Linked DNA regions of Homo sapiens: region 2 is linked to region 1. A link is an interaction called in ENCODE POLR2A ChIA-PET data of the cell type or tissue named here. Cell type or tissue: MCF 10A. All regions are shown on one strand. Links, peaks and the distances in the headings refer to the core of each region. The heading gives the core; the rest is flanking DNA.

Region 1 (6,355 bases), core at 572-5,571:
CCACCTCCTGGGTTCAAAAGATTCTCCTGCCTCAGCATCCCGAGTAGCTGGGATTACAGGCATGTGCCACCAAGCCCGGCTAATTTTGTATTTTTAGTAGAGACAGTGTTTCTCCGTGTTGGTCAGGCTGGTCTTGAACTCCCGACCTCAGGTGATCTGCCTGCCTTGGCCTCCCAAAGTGCTGGGATTACAGGCGTGAGCCACCGCACCCAGCCAAAATATTTATTTTAAAAAACTTATTATGATTTTTTTTGAGACAGGATCTCACTTTGTGGTCCAGGCTGGAGTGTAGTGGCATGATGATGGCTTACTATAGCCATGACCTTCTGGGCTCAAGCAATCCTTCCACCTTAGCCTCTCAAGTAGCTGGGACTACAGGCATGCGCCACCACACTCGGCTAATTTTTAAAATTTATTCTAGAGACTGAGTCTCCCTATATTGCCCAGGTGGGCCTCAAACTCCTGGGCTCAAGCATTCCTCTTGCCTTGGCCTCCCAAAGTGTTGGGAATATAGGTGTGAGCCACTGCACCTGGCCAAAGATTTAAACAAGGAAAAATTGCTCTGCCTATAAAGATTCCCATGTTATGTTTTTGACCTGTTGATGAGGAACACCCCCTCCCTTCCATTTCTGGTTTTTATTAAGTAGAATGGTCCTTTAAAATTTAACACATTTCATTTCTTATACCTTCAAGTTACTCTTAAGCAGACAATACTAAAGGGGAATCACAAATAGAAAATATCCACTGCCAGGCATGGTGGCTCACGCCTGTAATCCCAGTATTTTGGGAGGGGGAGGCAGAGACAGGAAGATCACCTGAGGCCAGGAGTTTGAGACTAGCCTGGGCAATATAGGGAGATCCTATAAAAAAAATAAAAACACATAGCCAGGTGTGGTGATGCACGCCTGTGGTCCCAGCTACTTGGGAGGCTAAGGTGGGAGGATCACTTGAGCTCGGGAGGTGGAGGCTGCAAACAGCCATCATCCTGCCATTGCACTCTAGCCTGGGTGATAGAGTGAGACCCTGTACAAACAACAACAACAACAAAAACAAAAAAAACTATCCACTTTATCAATAATAGTATAAACATAATACAGACCTTTAAGGGTCAAAGAGAAAAGGCGAAAGCAGGAAATGAAATAAAGCTACTTCTCCTCATAATTGGCAGTAGGGAAATACGCACAGCTTAGTATTTTTTAATTAAAAAGAGACTTAAAAAGAAAGTGCTAACTATTATTACATGAAGAGCCAGCTTAGGAACAGACAGTAGAATGCCTGGAAATGTTTCTGGAGGACAGGGGAGGTGTCTGAAGATGTGGAAAGGGTTCTATGTCTTGTTAATTTACATATACCTTAGGTATGGAATATTGGTTAGTAAACATGACTTCTGAGCCTTGGTTTTTTGACACGGAGTCTCGCTCTGTGGCACAGGCTGGAGTGCAGTGGCGCAATCGTGCCTCACTGCAACCTCCGCCTTCTGGGTTTAAACAATTCTCCTGCCTTAGCCTCCTCAGTAGCTGGGACTACAGCCATGTGCCACCACGTCCAGCTAATTTTTGTATTTTTAGTAGAGATGGGGTTTCATCATGTTGGCCAGGCTGGTCTTAAACCCCTGACCTCAGGTGATCCACCCACCTTGGCCTCCCAAAGTGTTGGGATTACAGGTGTGAGCCACCGTGCCTGGCCTGAGCCTTTTGGTTAAATTGCTTTTTCTGTAATAAGACAGTAATGTGTTCCTTCGAGAAAAATGGTTTAAAAGGTTTAAACCTTTATTGATCCCAGGAAGACTTGTCTGTTCTTACATGCACAGTTAAGTGAGAAAACCTGAATCTAGTTTTGTATTTGTGCTGTTAAATTCTATCTGAAGGGTAATGAGGAGTAGATTTCTTCAGGGGATTTTCTTGAATCTGGTTTTATTTTACATTTTATCAATGATCAGGTTTAGAGAGTTTGATCATATTTGTAAATAAGGCCTGTCTTGGAAGGAGGGGAAGGAAGAAAACAGAATTTTAAAATTAATCTGCATAAACTGGTAAGTGGCATGAAACCACAGCATAAAGCAAAGCAGATATTGTTGCACAAGTTTACTTTGGTCAGAACAATTGGGTCGGTAGTGTTATAAAGAGTGATATAGGAAATCTGTAAACTTTTTGCTGTAAACATTACATTTGGCTTAGGCCAAGCATGGTGGCTCACGCCTGTAATCGCAGCACTTTGGGAGGCCGAGGCGGGCAGATCACTTGAGGTCAGGAGTTCGAGACTAGCCTGGCCAACATGGTGAAACCCTGTCTCTACTAAAAATATAAAATTAGCTGGGTGTGTGGCGGTTGCCTATAATCCCAGCTACTAGGGAGGCTGAGGCAGGATAATTGCTTGAACCTGGGAGCTGGAGGTTGCAGTGAGCCGAGATTGTGCCACTATACTCCAGCCTGGGCAACAGAGGGAGAGACTCTGTCTCAAAAAAAAAAAAAAAAAAGCAAAAAAAAAAAGAGAAAATTATCTAGGTATGGTGGCACATACCCGCAGTCCCAGCTACTTGGGAGGCTGAAGCAGGAGGATCACTTGAGCTCAAGAGTTTGAGGCTGCAATAAGCTAGAATGCCGCCACTACACTCTGGCCTGGGTGACTGAGACCCTGTTGTTAAAAAAAATAAATAAAAATAAATTTGTTTTAAAAAATTGTATTAAAAAACATAACAGTTTATCATCTTACCTATTAAGTGTGTAGTTAATTAATGTTAACTACATTCGCATTGTTCTGTGTCCAGCCATTTTTTATATGGAACATCTACAACCTACAAATCCATTGAAGCTTTAAGAGTATATACTTTCGGCCTTGCACAGTGTCTCATGCCTGTAATCCCAGCACTTTGGGAGGCGGAGGCGGGCGGATCACCTGAGGTCAGGAGTTTAAGACCAGCCTGGCCAGCATGGTGAAACCCCGTCTCTACTAAAAATACAAAAAATTAGCTGGGTGCAGTGGCATGCACCTGTAATCGCAGCTACTTGGGAGGCTGAGGTAGGAGAATCGCTTGAACCTGGGAGGCGGAGGTTGTGGTGAGCTAAGATCACACCATTGCACTCCAGCCTGGGCGACACAGCGAGACTCAGTCTCACAGGAAAAAAAAAAAAAAAAAAAAAGTATATGCTTTTTTTTCTTTCTTTCTTTTTTGTTAAGAGTATATAGTTTGGCTAAAAGTGGTGGCTCTCATCTGTAATCCTACCACTTTGGGAGGCTGAGGTGGTAGGATCACTTGAGCCCAGGAGTTTGAGACCAGCCTGGGCAACCTAGCAAGACATTGTCTCTACTAAAAATAAAAATAGTTAGCCAGGCGTGGTGGCACATGCCTCTGGTCTCAGCTGCTAGGAAGGCCGAGGCAGGAGGATTGCTTGAGCCTGGGAGGTCAAGGATGCACTGAACCGTGAGTATGCCACCATTCTAGCATGGGCAATAGAACAAGACCTTGCCTCAAAAAACCCCCAGTATATACTTTTTTCCCCTCTTCCCCACTATGAAATAAACTTATATAATATTTACTACAGAAGGCTAGAAAAATATGTAGAAAAAAATGGGGGCTGGTCTGAGTGTCTCACGCCTATAATCCCAGCACTTTGGGAGGCCAAGGTGGGCAGAACACTTGAGGTCAGTAGTTCGAGACCAGCCTGGCCAACATGGTGAAACCCTGTCTCTACTAAAAAGACAAAAATTAGCTGGGCATGGTGTCGCACATCTGTAATCCCAGCTACTTAAGAGGCTGAGGCAAGAGAATCGCTTGAACCTGGGAGGCAGAAGTTGCAGTGAGCCAAGATTGCACCACTGTACTCCAGCTTGGGCAACAGAGTGAGACAATGTCTCAAAAACAAAAAGCAAAAAATACAAATAAAAATAAGAGAAAAAAGCTAGGTGTGGTGGTGTGCACCTGTAGTCCCAGCTACTGGGGAGGATGAGGTGGGAAGATTGCTTGAACCTAGGAGCTTAAGGCTGCAGTGAGCTATGATGACACCACTGTGCTCCAGCCTGGGTGCCAGAGTGAGACCCTGTCTCTAAAAAAAAGAAAAAAAAAGGAAAGAAAAATATGTAGAAAAATGGTAAACTAGCCACTCCAATTTACCAGATAGATACAACCATTATTAATATTGAGACAGTTTTTTTTTTTTTTTTTTTAATAGAGATGAAGTTTCACTATGTTGTCTAGGCGGTCTCAAACTCTTGGGCTCATGTACTCCTCCCACCTTGGCAACCCAAAGTGCTGGGATTACAGGTGTGAGCCACCATGTCTGGTTCCTTCTGAGTCTTAAACTGTAATGCCTCTTATCTAAAATATGACCCATCCAAGATCTGATTTCTATCTTGGTTTCCCAGTTTCCTCCCAATAAGTGCATCATTTCTGGTTGGAAACAGTATAGCAAAAGAGTGATTGAAATACAATTTTTTTTTTTTTTGAGACAGAGTCTCACTCTGTTGCCCAGGCCGGAGTGCAGTGGCATGATCTCAGCTTGCTGCAGCCTCCGTCTCCTGGGTTCAAGCAGTTCTCCTGCCTCGGCCTCCCGAGTAGCTGGGACTACAGGCATGCGCCACCATGCTGGCTAATTTTTGTATTTTTAGTAGAGACGGGGTATCACCATGTTGGCCAGGTTGGTCTCGAACTCTTGACCTCATGATCCACCCACCTCAGCCTCCTGAAGATGCCCTCTGGTCACCTTCAGTGAACACTCTCACCTACACTTTTACTAACCATCTTTTAGGGTGGGTTGTTTCTACAGATGCTGGAGCCTATTTATTTTGTGCTGATGTTTTGCTACTGTTACCCGATATAAACTAAATTCAGCTAGGCCATAGAAACTACATAGTAACAGCCGGGCGGGTGGCTCACGCCTGTAATCCCAGCACTTTGGGAGGCTGAGGTGGGTGGATTGCCTGAGGTCAGGAGTTCAAGACCAGCCTGGCCAATATGGTGAAACCCCGTCTCTACTAAAAATACAAAAATTAGCCAGGCGTGGTGGCAGACGCCTGTAATCCCAGCTACTTGGGAGGCTGGGGCAGGAGAATCGCTTGAACCTGGGAGGTGGAGGTTGCAGTAAGCCGAGATCGCACCACTGCACTCCAGCCTGGGCGACCAGAGTGAGACTCTGTCTCAAAAAAAAAAAAAAAAAAAAGAAAAAAGAAACTACATAGTACTTTAAACAGAGAACATTTAATAGGTTATAAACTATAACTGGGGATTCGAGTAACAAGGAATTGGCTAGTAAGAAGTAAAGAGATCTCTAAGAAATATAGAAATAGATACAGGAATCAGCTGAGTTAGAATGTACAAGGAAGAGGGTCCCTAGGGCAGAGTTCCAGACCTTGCTGGAGATGGCATGGCCATGGCTGACTGATTGGCAGCCATTGCTCTGAAGGGGAAGATACAGAAGGGAGGGCTCAGATTCATACTGGGACAAACAGACTTACACATTCATATTTGTTAGGATTCTTCAGTTATATGTGATAGAAACTAAAACTAGCTTAAGCAAAAAGAGACTCTATTAATTGGCTCAAGAAACTGAAAAGTCCAGGGGATAAATCAAGTATGGTTTAATCTGTATGGAAAATCTCAAATCTCAGTGTTGTTAGATATCTACCTCTTTACTGTCTTAGATCTGGTTTCCTCTGTATTTGCTTCCTAAGAAGGCAGATTCTGTATAAAAAGTGGCAGTAATAGGCCACCAACGGTGTCAGTCTTACATCCCACCAGCTTAGCAATTTTAGGATTCACAAGAGTCTTGGAGTTGAGACTTTTTGTCCTGGTTTGACTTGTGGGCCTTTGCTTGGATTCATGAAGGGAATAGAATGTTTCAGTTGGTTAAGCTTGGATGACATGCTCACAGGCAGTGCCCACCAGGTCACATAGATTCGAAAGATGGGGAGAGGTTTATTGCTTAAAGGAAAATGGGGGTGCTGTTACCAGAGGAAGGGGAAAATACGTATTGGGAATTCAAAAGCAGCAGATGTCCACTGTGCTATCTCTGTAACTCCCCTGTGTACCTCTCTTTAAATTTATGTTTTGAAAAGGGCTGGCCACTAATGTGTGGCGAAAACATTTTATGTTTCTTAAAAAAACCCTGAGAAACCAAAAAGCACCTTAAGTATTAGCTCTTTTTTTCTCCCACTGTCTAACTCCTACACGTCTTTAAGATCTAGCTCAAATCTCTTGTATATGGGTAAAAGATTCTCTCCTGAATTCTTAGAGCCTTTATTGTCTGTATCATGCATTTGGCTATTAATGATCTTGTATCATCTTTTGCGTTGTGGTCTTTAGCTACTATTTGAAATCGCGTAGCACTTAGTGAATTTTCAGTTCCTGGAGGCCAGAGAC
Region 2 (6,355 bases), core at 1,056-6,055, 430 kb before region 1:
GCCAACGGGGTAAAACCCCGTCTCTACTAAAAATACAAAAATTAGCTGGGCGTGGTGGCACGCGCCTGTAATCCCAGCTACTCAGGAGGTTGAGGCAGGAGAATCGCTTGAACCAGAAGGCAGATGTTGCAATGAGCCGAGATCGTGCCACTGCACTCCAGCCTGGGTGACAGAGTGAAACTTGGTCTCAAAAAATAAAAAAATAAAAGGAATAAAGGAATGAGGCCATGAGGCCATGGATTAAGGAGGGAAGAAGGGCCTTCAGATTAGAAACCAATCTGGAATTTCCATGGGCTGTTGAGGCTGGCCTGGGTGGGTCCCACAGACCTCCTGCCAGGCATGTCTTAAGTGCTCTTCTTGGGTTCTGACCACCTCCCCAGCATACGTTGCCCCACCGGGCCCAGAAAGTCTCAGGCCCTCCTCATCTCTTTCCAGCTGCCCCCACCAACCCTAGTCCCTGGGACTCCTATCCTCAAGACTGGCTATGGAGTGGGATGCAGCCACTCCAGGGCTCCTCCCATCCTTGCTACTCTTGGCAGCATAAGGGTTAGAAAGGGCACAGGCCCGGGGAACCACCTGCCCTCACTATCTGTTTCCTCATCACTAGAAAAGGACCCACCTCCTTTTATGGGTTTAATTACGATCTCTACAGGGAACACCCAAGGGACTAACAAAGTTAACCAGTGTAAGAAAGTTATAAAGGTTCCAGAAAGCCCATAGAACTCTTGCAGTCCCTGACTACTGTTTCTATGGACATAGAGAGTTGGAACTATATTATTGTTACATTTAAAAAGTTAAGTCGTGCAAGAGTCTGTGTGTGTGTGTGTGTGCGCGCACATCCATAAATGTTTGATTAGTTATAAAAACTAGAGAGGTCCGGCGCGGTTGCTCATGGCTGTAATCCCAACACTTTGGGAGGCCATGTCGGCGGATTGTTTGAGTCTAGGACTTCAAGACCAGGCTGGGCAACTGGTTACAACCCTGTCTCTACCAAAATACAAAAAAAAAAAAAAAAAAATTGCTGGGTGTGGTGGCATGTGTCTGTAGTCTCAGCTACTTGGAAGACTGAGGTGGGAGGGTGACCTGAGCCCAGGAGGTCGAGGCTGCAGTGAGCCGTGATCACACCACTGCATTCCAACCTGCACAACTGAGGAAGACCCTGTCTCAAAAAAAAGAGGAAGGAGAGTTAATAGTTAACAAAGATTTTGGTGGATGGATCACCTCAGATCAGGAGTTCGAGACCAGCCTGGCCAACATGGTGAAACTCTGTCTCTACTAAAAATACAAAAATTAGCTGGTTGTGGTGGCACACACCTGTAATCCCAGCTACTCGGGAGACTGAGGCACTAGAATCACCTGAACCTGGGAGACGGAGGTTGCAGTGAACCAAGATCATGCCACTGTCCTCCAGCCTAGCCGACAGAGTAAGACTGTGTCTCGAAACAAAAAAAAAAACAAAACAAAACAACAACAACAAAACACAATGATTTTTCTCTAGGGTATGAGATTAGGATGGTCAAGGCCAGGCATGGTGGCTCATGCCTGCAATCCCAGCACTTTGGGAGGCCGAGGCAGGCAGATCATACGATCAAGAGATCGAGACCATCCTGGTTAACATGGTGAAACCCCATCTCTACTAAAAACACAAAAAAATAGCCAGGTGTGGTGGCAGGGACCTATAGTCCCAGCTACTCGGGAGGCTGAGGCAGGAGAATGGCGTGAACCCGGGAAGCAGAGCTTGCAGTGAGCCAAGATCACGCCACTGCATTCCAGCCTGGGGGACAGTGTGAGACTCCACGTCAAAAAAAAAAAAAAAAAAAAAGCCGGGTGTGGTGGCTCACACCTGTAATCCCAGCACTTTGGGAGGCCGAGGTGGGCGGATCACAAGGTCAGGAGATGGAGACCATCCTGGCTAACACGGTGAAACCCCATCTCTACTAAAAATACAAAAAAAAATTAGCCAGGCATCGTGGTGGGCGCCTGTGGTCCCAGCTACCCAGGAGGCTGAGGCAGGAGAATGGCGTGAACCCAGGAGGCGGAGCTTGCAGTGAGCCCAGATCGCGCCACTGCACTCCAGCCTGGGCGACACAGCGAGACTCCGTCTCAAAAAAAAAAAAAAAAAAGAAAAGAGAGATTAGGATGGTCAAATGACTTCTTTATACTTTTTTTTTTTTTTTGACACTGAGTTTCACTCTGTTGCCCAGGCTGGAGTGCAGTGGCACGATCTCGGCTCACTGCAACCTCTGCCTCCCAGGTTGAAGCAATTCTCTTCTCAGCCTCTCGAGTAGCTGGGGACTACAGGTGCGTGTCACCATGCCCGGCTAATTTTTGTATTTTTTGGTAGAGGCAGGGTTTCACCATGTTGCCCAGGCTGGTCTCAAATTCCTGAACTCAAGTGATCCACCCAACTTGGCCTCCCAGAGCGTGAACCACCTCGCCCAGCCTCTTTTTACTTTTTGTTTTTTTCGTTGTTGTTTTGAGGGTCTCACTCTGTCGCCCAGGTGGGAGTGCAGTGGCACAATCATGGCTCACTACAGCCTCAACCTCCCAGGCTCAAGAGATCCTCCCACTTCAGCCTCCTGAATAGCTGGGACCACAGGCACACGCCACCATGCCCAGCTGATTTTTTTCATATTTTTTGTCAAGACAGGGTTTTGCCATGTTGCCCAGGCTGGTCTCGAACTCCTGAGCTCAAGTGATCTGCCCACCTCAGCCTCCCAAAGTGTTGGGAATTACAGGCATGAGCCACTGCGCCTGGCCCAGCTTCTCTTTTTACAAATCTATACTGCTTACGTTTTTTGATGGTGCATATTGGTATTATATTTTCATGGATATATATTGCTATTTTATTTTATAAATAACTATTGTGACCAAACAAAAAACACGTAAATAAATCATGCTAACCAAACTTTTCTCTCTCATATTCCTGCTTTTTCCTTTTATCATTGAAAATGTTCATTTATTAATTCTTGTTTTTTACCGCTGACCACCCCACCTCCAACCCTAGAAAAGCAGGAAAAGTAATAGACATAAACCCTGAGATTTCCCACTCATAGGACCTCATTATGTCTCTGAGAAGCAGTGTCTTATTTCAAAGTGCACTAAGCAGGAAATGCCAGATTAGGCCATTCCTAAACACCTGGTCTCCTGGAAGGAAAACCAAACTCCCTAGACTCTCTAGAGCCTGCCAAAGGACCACAGGGCTTAAAGAAACCTCTGCCTTCCAGTCCCTGCCCTGCCGCTAGCCAGCTCTGTGACCATGGATAAGGCCTTTCCATTCTCTGGGCTCCATTTCCTCTATTGAATGAGGTGGCAGATGTGGGGGGCAACAATGCCAACCTATGAGACTACTGGGAAGGGGCTGGGTGCAGTAGCTTACGCCTGTAATCACAGCATTTTGGGAGGCCGAGGCGGGTGGATCATGTGAGGTCAGAAATTTGAGACCAGCCTGGCTAACATAGTGAAAACCCGTCTCTATTAAAAATACAAAAATTGGTAGGGCCTGGTGGTGCGCGCCTGTAGTCCCAGCTACTCAGAAGGCAGAGGCAGAATTGCTTGAACCTGGGAGATGGAGGTTGCAGTGAGCTGAGATCATGCCATTGCATTACAGCTTGAGTGACAGAGCAAGACTCCATCTCAAAAGAAACAAAAGACTACAGAGAAGATCAAATAGGGTAATGCAGGGGGAAGCACATTTTCAACTGCAAAACGCTCCACTGCTAAAATAGAGTAGAGCAGGGGCTTACCAGCCTTTGCAGAAAGCAGAGCCACTTTTTACTTTGCCTGAAATTCACGAACAGACAGGAGAGGGAAGAGGGGAGTAGGGGAGGGGCCTTGGCAGCTGATGGTGTTTTCCTCCCCCACTCTCCAGTCACAAACCAAATTATGAAGAGAGTGTGTGTGCCTGTGTATGTTTGTGTGCGCAGGCACTGGAATGGTTCTTTGGAAGACAGTGGGTGTGGCGCACACACACGTGGCATCAGATCCCAGCCTGGAGCTGTTCCAGGTGAGTTTTGAAATCTTCCTGTTTCCTGGCTGCAGATGTCACGCCCAGGGCACAGGGAGGAGGAATGTTCCAGGTGAGTTTTGAAAAATCCTCTTTCCAGGCTGCAGATGTCACGCCCAGGGCACAGGGAGGAGGAGCCTGGGAGGAAGCCTCTTAACTCTGCCCTCACACCCTTTCCAGGGCATCCGTCAGCAGCCAGCAGCTGGCTGGACAAAGAATCTCTGGGGAATCGGGTGAAAGGCAGGTGGGGTGTGGTCCAGGAGGCAACACCAGAGCAGGCCACAGTGGTGTGCAGGGAAAAAAACAGGGCCTGGCTACGGGAGACCCCAACTCTGCCCCTAATCAGCTGTGTAGCATCAGGCAGGTTGCCACCACGCCCTGGACTTCATTTCCTCTTCTGTAAAACGATGGGGTTGGACTAGAACAGGACCCTCTAGCTCCACAACCACGGTCTTTCTGCGCACAGAATGAGAGGCAGTGGAGCTCCCTAACAGAGGGCCCATTGAGAGCAGGGACAAAAGCCTCTGGAATTCCCTCCAGCCTCCATCAGGGACACAGGCAGTTTTCTTCCCTCTGGTTTCTGTCCTCAGGCAACCCCTGGCCCAAGCTCCTAACTGCACTAGAGATCTGTGAACTCACTCTCTTTCCCTCCTAGAAGGAAAGAGGAAGCCAGAGAGGCAGAAAGGAGGCCAGCAGCAGGGCGTGAGGCACAATGAGATAGAATGGGAGGACCTCACATGGAGGGACGCTACAGAGGACCAGGACAGAAGACACACACACCAAGAGCAAACAACCAAACTTTATCCAGAAAAGCATATTTGTAATCACCACTAAACAATGAGGCACATCGGTCCCCTCTCCCCAACCACCCTCACTCTTCCCAAACCCACTCTCTCTTTTGGCTTTTATAGAACACTGTAGAAATCCTTTCCTGAGTCTGCAAATGGCCCCAGACTGGGATGGGAGCTGCCCAGAGTAGTCTTGGGCTGGACTGAGTCCTGGTGCCCAGAGAGGGAGACCTATGCAACTGCCTCCAGTATCCAAAAGTTCTGGGGGCAGGTCGGGTGGCCACCCCTATGGCACAGGGCCTTGAGGGAGGGTGAGTGTGGTGGCGGTCTTACGTGTTCTTCTCATACCTGGCAGACAGAGTGAGCACAAGCCGCTGGAAGCCAAGCGGGAAGGCACATCTAGAAGGGCAGTGAGCTCTGGAATGCTACAGGCACGTGTGGATGGATGAGGCTCCATGGCGGCCAAGGAGATATCTGCTCCTGAGTAAGGTCACCTGACCACAGACAGCACCAGGGGCTGGGGGGCTAAGAAGGAGATCTTGAGAAGGATGGACCTGAGCTAAAGATGTAACTTAGATGGTGATCTGAAAAAAGGAAAAAAGAATAAACGCTGGAACTCAAATCCACTGTTTAGGGTACAGGAGTACACAGCTAAGTTCCAGGTATCCAGAATCTTGTGTCCAAATCATAGCACAAGGAGAACAGGAATTCTCTTGAGTTAAGGCAAAATCAATCTTCACCCATCTGGGCTCTTCCATTGCATGGTTTGGAAAGGAAGGGGCTGGGCAGAGATCATTCCTCTCCCCATCTCCCCCTACTGCCAGTGAAGACTCTGAAAGCTTCTGCAGGCCAAGGCCAGAATGGTGTTGCCAGCCCAGGGCAGCGGGCCCTGAGAGCGGTCGGTGTGACCAGCTCTGGGAATCTCCATGGCCTCAGCAACATGGAAACCTGCAACAGGAGAACCAAAGTCAAAGGGCTTCCAAAGCACCCCAAGTGTCTCACCCCAGGCTCTCACTGCACCAGCACTTGGGGCTGAGGGGACTCCTAGTCTCAAGCCTCGGCCCCCCAAAGTGCTGGGATTACAGACATGAGCCACTGCGACTAGCTGTGAATGTTCTTAATGCCACTGAACTATACACTTAAAAATGGTTAAGATGGTAAATTTTATGTATATTTTACCACAATTTAAAAAATAGCTACATTAACAGTATCTAACATGTATTGATACCCTACTATATAGAGTATAGCCTGGTCATGAAGAGGCCAGGCTGCCAGGGTTCAAATCCTACCTCTACCACTCATTAGCTGGGAGACCTTGGGCAAGGTATTTAACCTCTCTGGGATTCAACCTCCTCATTTGGAATATGGCAATGACATTAGAACCCACCTCATTAGGGTTACTGAGAGAATCAATGGACACCTATAAAATGCTTTGAGACGTGCCAACCATATAATAGAGCTACATAGGTGCTCTGATGGCAACATATCTAGAACTACATTCATGCTTCACACACCCTGAAACTACACCTTTGCAGCCTCCACAGAGAAAGCTAACACCTGT

The links. Peaks named below come from ENCODE experiments on the same cell type or tissue, not always from the same donor. Only the 100,000 strongest peaks of a DNase experiment are listed, where the experiment ranks them.
Region 2: POLR2A ChIA-PET joins it to region 1 with 7 read pairs; 2 of 35 experiments call an interaction of 5 or more read pairs at or near these places.

Annotation. Positions count from the first base shown.
Region 1 is chr10:97,281,641-97,287,995 of GRCh38, reverse strand. The region is part of intron 1 of ARHGAP19 (Rho GTPase activating protein 19); the gene reads left to right. The region is part of intron 1 of ARHGAP19-SLIT1 (ARHGAP19-SLIT1 readthrough (NMD candidate)); the gene reads left to right. Among named protein-coding and RNA genes, the nearest start is that of ARHGAP19, 7.8 kb to the left of the region's middle. In MCF 10A, for the core only: no CTCF peak of the experiment used is centred there; no DNase peak of the experiment used is centred there.
Region 2 is chr10:97,716,581-97,722,935 of GRCh38, reverse strand. MARVELD1 (MARVEL domain containing 1) reads right to left here. Exons shown (of 2, transcript NM_031484.4): 2 at 4,786-5,742. Among named protein-coding and RNA genes, the nearest start is that of MARVELD1, 6.0 kb to the right of the region's middle. RefSeq lists an enhancer at 3,057-3,877. In MCF 10A, for the core only: no CTCF peak of the experiment used is centred there; a DNase peak (open chromatin) is centred at 4,045.